Regions from separate parts of the Homo sapiens genome. Here region 1 is linked to region 2. A link is a contact called in ENCODE Hi-C or POLR2A ChIA-PET data. All regions are on one chromosome and are shown on one strand. Each heading gives the region's core, a stretch centred on a gene start or an enhancer-like site at or near the end of the contact. The rest is flanking DNA. Distances are from core to core; before and after follow the strand shown. Region 1 has its middle 98 kb from the start of RDUR. Region 2 overlaps NFKBIZ (NFKB inhibitor zeta).

Region 1 (2,857 bases), core at 161-2,660, 180 kb before region 2:
GTGCCGTCTGTCACCCCTTTTCTTGGCTAGGAAAGGGAATTCCCTGACCCCTTGTGCTTCCCGGGTGAGGCAATGCCTCACACTGCTTCGGCTCACACTTGGTGCACTGCACCCACTGTCCTGCACCCACTGTCTGACAATCCCCAGTGAGATGAACCTGGTACCTCAGTTGGAAATGCAGAAATCATCTGTCTTCTGCATTGCTCGTGCTGGGAGCTGTAGACTGGAACTGTTCCTACTTGGCCATCTTGGAACCGCCCCCTCTTCCACTTATTATTCACTGGCCAGAACTAGGCATGTGGCCCCAACTGAAAGGCAAAAGAGGCTAGAAAATAAATGGAAACACATACAATGTTTGGTGAGCACTAGCTCTTTATGTCACAAGTGAATAGACTACATACTATAATAATTTTAATTTTTAAAAAATGGTTATCTCAGGATAACTTTATGGAATGTTGAAAATACAAGTTTACCTAACATCTGTTGTTCAGTTGTACATATAATCTACATTGTGTTTATACTGTGATTCCTCTGTGCCAGACTGAAAACATGAAGTAGACAATAGTAAAATAATTTCAACAAATGTCAACTGAACAAAATTTGAGATTACCTGGTAAATTGAGTATTAGTTTGGATATCCCTCTCCCGAAGATGTATTATAATGGCAATTGCTTTCTTTGCCAAGGAGTAATATTTATCTGTAAGGCTTTTTCCAATTAAGAAAATATTCAATGATGATAAAGTAGAAATATGATTTTTTTTCCTTCACTCTTCCAGATAGAAAGCAAATTCTGCCTGGTGTGGTGGCTCAAGACTATAATCTCAGCACTTTGAGAGGCCAAGGCAGACAGATCACTTGAAGTCAAGAGTTCAGGACCAATCTAGCCAACATGGTGAAACCCCCATCTCTATTAAAAATACAAAAATTAGCCAGGCATGGTGGCATGCACCTGTAGTCCCAGCTACTTGAGAGGCTGAGGTGGGAGAATCACTTGAACCTGGCAGGCAGAGGTTGCAGTGAGCTGAGATCACACCACTGCACTCCAGCCTAGGCAAAGAAGCAAGACTCCAAGAAAGAAAGAAAAGACAGGGAGGAAGGGAGGAAGGAAGGAAGGAAGGAAGGAAGGAAAGAAGGAAAGAAGGAAGGAAGGAAGGAAATTCTATCTTGGGCAGGAGTTGTAGATACATCATTATCCTGACAATCAGAACCATGATTTGGAAAGATTAATCTGATGGAAATATGCAAATAGGTTAAAAACTATTGTCAAAGAAAGCAGTTAAGCAGCTCATACCAAAGTTCAGCTGTGAAGTAAATGATGACTGTGTGCCGTTTCACACAAGAAGTACTTCATGAATAGGAACCTTCTTTCAGACTGAAACCAGAAACAATCTTAGTTGCTAAACTTCATTAGGAGAGAAGTTACCATGCATAAATGATATGTCTTATGACCACCGGATCTTCCAGATTCCCCTTCCAGTATGTTGGTGCCTTCAAGTGAGAGAGATAAAGTTCTCTCAGCTTCTTCTCTTGTGGCTGAGTTTGCCACAACCAGCAGCCCTGACACACACTATTGGTAAACAAAGCAGAAGTAATGTCACAAGGCATGGGCTTGCCGAGAAGGGTGCCCAAAATAGCAAACCTCATAGCTTAATTTAGAAGAATCTTTACAATGTCAAGCTTACAAAGGTTAAAAAAAAAAAAAAAAAAAGAAACAAAGAAAGAAAAAAGAAATGTGGGGCTAAGCATGGTGGTTCATGCCTGTAATCCCAACACTTTGGGAGGCTGAGGGCTGAGGTGAGGATATCTTGGGGCCAAGAGTTTAAGACCAGTCTGGGCACCATAGTGAGACACTCTCTCTAGAAAAAAAAAAAACTTAAAAATTAGCCCAGTGTGCTAGTTTGGGCCTGTAGTCCTAGCTACTCTGGAGGCCGATGAAGAAATCTCATGAGCCTAGGAGTTCAAGGCTGCAGTGAGCTATGGTCATACCACTGCACTCCAGTCTGGGCCACAGAGCAGGACCTTGTCCAAAAAAAAAGGGAATGTGGTAGCATTTTCAACAAGTATAAACTATGTGGTCTTGTCTATTCACAGATCATTTAAAGATGAAAGCTTTAATTGGGGGGAAAGCCATATCAGCCAATGGCACTGTGAATTTTTGGCAGAGGCATCATCAATTCTAATAACTTTTATCAAAACCAATGGTTTTAAGCATTCAAGCTTTTATTTACCCCTCTGTGGTCTGAAATAACCATTGGCGTTTGGAGCTGTTTTTGTTTATTTAATTTGGTTTTGTTTTAATTGGTCTTGAAGTCAACATACTCAGGATTTGCAATGTAGAAATGAGTTCTATGAAGGCAGCAGATTCTTGATTTCTTTCGGTCTATAAGTCTTCCCCATTAAAAGCCTATACTCTGGCCAATAAGAACTAGAAGTAGAAAATAAAGTTAAAAGCAAGCTCAACATAGTGAGGTTCTAACTCCATATGTTGCGTTTATGGAGGCTTGTTTCTCTAACTCTTTCCTGGTCCTCAGACACCATGGGAGAATAAAAGTAAGCCACTGGTACCTTCTTCTGCCGTAAACTTTTCTCCAACATAAACACATATTTATGTTGACATGAACATAAACACACAGTCACACACACTCATTGCTTTGGAAATGGTAATTCCCATTAGAAACATGCAAGTTTAAATTTAATGTTCTTTGTACTTAGTGGTAATTCACTTATACTTATTTTCTTTGAGAGAGTGAGACAGGAAAGAATCTCAAGAATCTTTAAAGAAATGCAGAGAAGGCTAGCTGTGCCAGGTAACTGACGAAAAGCAAATTAAGGTCTCCGTTTTCAAAAGAAGAATGA
Region 2 (2,809 bases), core at 253-2,752:
TTAAATTCAACTTAGGAACTATTTATTGAATGTCTACAATGTGTCAGATACTGTGCTAGGTGCAGGGCCTCTGATGACTAATAAGGCAGTGTCTCCCCTTCTCTCAAGGATTAATCCAGGGCACCAGCAGGTATAGCCAAAACCTAGTAGCATGGTTACAAGTAATCTCAAACCTTGTACCCAGGCCTGATCTCAGAGGAACCATCACAAACTTAGCCAGTGACTGAAGCTGATTTCTCTCTGAGGTCGTATTCAATACAGAACAACTGAGGTTATCAGAAAATGGAAGTTAGTGGTCGTATGTTTAAGTTGACATTTGTTAAAAGTCAGAGACATTTGAGGAAATTTTCCTGTCCTGATTAAGTAAAAATATAGAAAGGATATTAAATGTTACTGATTTGACTAACAAATTGAGCTGGAAGATTTGGTCTCTGACTCTTGTAGGGATTCCTTAGTCAATATCAAACTACAGCACTAACAGTCCTTTGCAAAGACAGACTGCCTGATTTTTTTCCTTAATGAGTCCAACTATGCCCATGCCCATTTTCATTAACATATCATCCATGTCACTGTGAAATCATGTGGCAGAATTAAATTCAGAACCATGATAGCCAATAATTCATTAGTAATTAATAGTATAACTCTGGCTCAAAACATCACCTCCCCCAACAAAACCAGTGACTCTAACCAGGATTGGCATATATTCGTTCATTCAACCAATATTTTATGAACTATTTCCATGTGCCAGGCACTGTGCTAGGCACTGAAGTTGCAGCAATGAGCACACAGTCTTGGCTTCTGTGAGGCTTTAAGATGTATTCAATCAAGAGCCATTTCCCATATTCCTGTGGCAGATATCACGCACCAATCACAGCAACCTCTCCTGAAGGTTCAATCCAGCAACCTTCTCCTGAAGCCCCTACGAGCCTGAGGATCTTTCTCAACTTGATACTCAAAAATATTACCAGTCAGAGGTGGAACACAAGATGAACCTTATTGGCCACTTCCAGAGTCTAACTAACTATATTAAAATCACCTGCTATTCCCACAGACGCCTATGCTTTGGTTCATGCTGTTTGTTTCTTTCATCTGCCTCTCCTCCCTTTATATGAACATCCAAATCAACTATTCAGAAGATACAGTTCAAATGCTCTACCTTGAATCCTCCCCAGTCAGAAAGAAATGTCCCTTCTGAATCTCTTTTTAAATGCTATTTAACATAGTTTACCTAATAAAGTACATGCCATGTCTCTCACGTAAACATCTTAAGGCTAAGAAATGTCTTATATGTCTTAGCCTCAAATTATTTACATCTTTGCACACACACACACGCACACACAAACATACTTGCTAGATACTGGTTCAACTATGAGAGAATTTGGGATTAAGAGAGAACATAGAAGCTCACTTGGGTAAAGCTCACTGTAGGGCTATGTTCAGTGGGAGTACATCATTTCTGCTGTTCTGGTTAACAAGTTGCATTTGCAAAGCAAATTACCCAAGATTTTGTTATACGAAAGAAGAAAAGTATGTGCAGAAATGAAACTAAAGTGGATTCTTGTGAGTCATGGTCTTCTAAAGGTTGTGAAGCCCCAAATATTGCACACAGCATTTGTGTGTATACATATATTTGCATTTTCCAGGGAAAGGATTCATAGCTTTCACCAGATTCTCAAAACAGCTGTAAGAACTAGAATATATGTGCAATAATTGTAACAACATACTGACAGATATTGATGTGTTTGTTCTCACACGTCAAAATGGCTTGCTGGCAAAGGGAAGAACCTTTCCCAGGTTTACATCTCTCTAAGGATGATCCTGGTAATCTCCAAACTGTTATTCCTATGATTCACTGCTCCCACTTAGCTTTTTTTTTTTTTTTTAAGCATCTAAACATGTGAATGATCGACAGCATCTATTAAACTTCCATGATAATTTCAAAACCTAACAGACTTCTCCTAGTAAACTTAGCAAATAGATTTTGATGTTAAATCTTGTATACTTTCAGGAAACATGTTCTCCAAAAAACCCAAATTAACATAAATTAACTAACTCAAAGGTATTTAAAATCATCAATAGTACTTTTTCTATCTAGGGAAATAAGGCACTAGGAAAAGAAAATGCATGTAAGACAAATAATATTAGTGAATTAGTTTATTTAAAACCATCAGTTTTTCCAATGTGAATGGACTGGTTCATATCACACCATATTTAGAGATACAAGGTGATTATAACTAACGTGTCTACAAGACATACTGGGTCAAACAATGTGATCAATCCAAAGGGTATCTTTTTAAAAAGAATTTAAGTACTCAGCTGCAAAGATAAGTTCACTAATGAGATTTTCTTTTTTTTTTTTTTTAAAAAAAAAAGGTTTTTAATGAGTCAAATTTATTACAAAAACTTAGTGTGTAATCAAAGCCAAATACATTCCTCAGGCATGCCAGCGGCAAGCAAAATAATGTTAATAGAATGTTATTAAAAAATAAAACTTTTTCTGAATGATATATATAAAACATCATGGCACATTATCATCATTTGACAACAGAAAACAGGAAGATATGTTTCAATACTGACTTTTTGTTGTTTCAATAAAGGTAAAAAAACAAAAATTTCAACAGAACACATAAATTAGAAATTCTAGAGGGTAAGCCATAAAGAGGTGTTCTCTTCCATGCAACTGCCAGCCGGGCATGGTGGCTCACTCCTGTAATCCCAGCATTTTGGGAGACTAAGGCAGGCAGATGGCATGAGCTCAGGAGTTCAAGACCAGCCTGGGCAAGGTGGCAAGATCCTGCCTGTACAAAAA

Evidence for each region. Hi-C counts contacts between places; a loop is a spot of excess contacts on that map. ChIA-PET counts read pairs that join two places held with the same protein, here RNA polymerase II (POLR2A). Pooled maps may share reads with other maps.
Region 1: a loop to region 2 is called in a map with no recorded cell type, with 2.4 times the contacts of the local background. The contact joins two enhancer-like sites. A Hi-C loop is called at or near these places in 2 of 168 maps with a recorded cell type or tissue (B cell and GM12878), 15 of 37 single-sample maps with no recorded cell type and 7 of 50 pooled maps. POLR2A ChIA-PET finds 5 or more read pairs at or near these places in 5 of 52 experiments (GM12878, activated B cell, activated CD4-positive, alpha-beta T cell and 2 more).

The regions. Positions count from the first base shown.
Region 1 is chr3:102,037,329-102,040,185 of GRCh38, reverse strand. No RefSeq gene overlaps it. Among named protein-coding and RNA genes, the nearest start is that of RDUR, 98 kb to the right of the region's middle. Within about 2 kb of position 1,410, at least 4 of the 41 ENCODE cell types and tissues checked have a DNase peak (open chromatin) inside an H3K27ac peak, as active enhancers do; they include B cell, where a contact is called at or near this core.
Region 2 is chr3:101,860,353-101,863,161 of GRCh38, reverse strand. NFKBIZ (NFKB inhibitor zeta) reads right to left here. Exons shown (of 12, transcript NM_031419.4): 12 at 2,140-2,809. Among named protein-coding and RNA genes, the nearest start is that of NFKBIZ, 12 kb to the right of the region's middle. Within about 2 kb of position 1,502, at least 2 of the 41 ENCODE cell types and tissues checked have a DNase peak (open chromatin) inside an H3K27ac peak, as active enhancers do; they include B cell, where a contact is called at or near this core.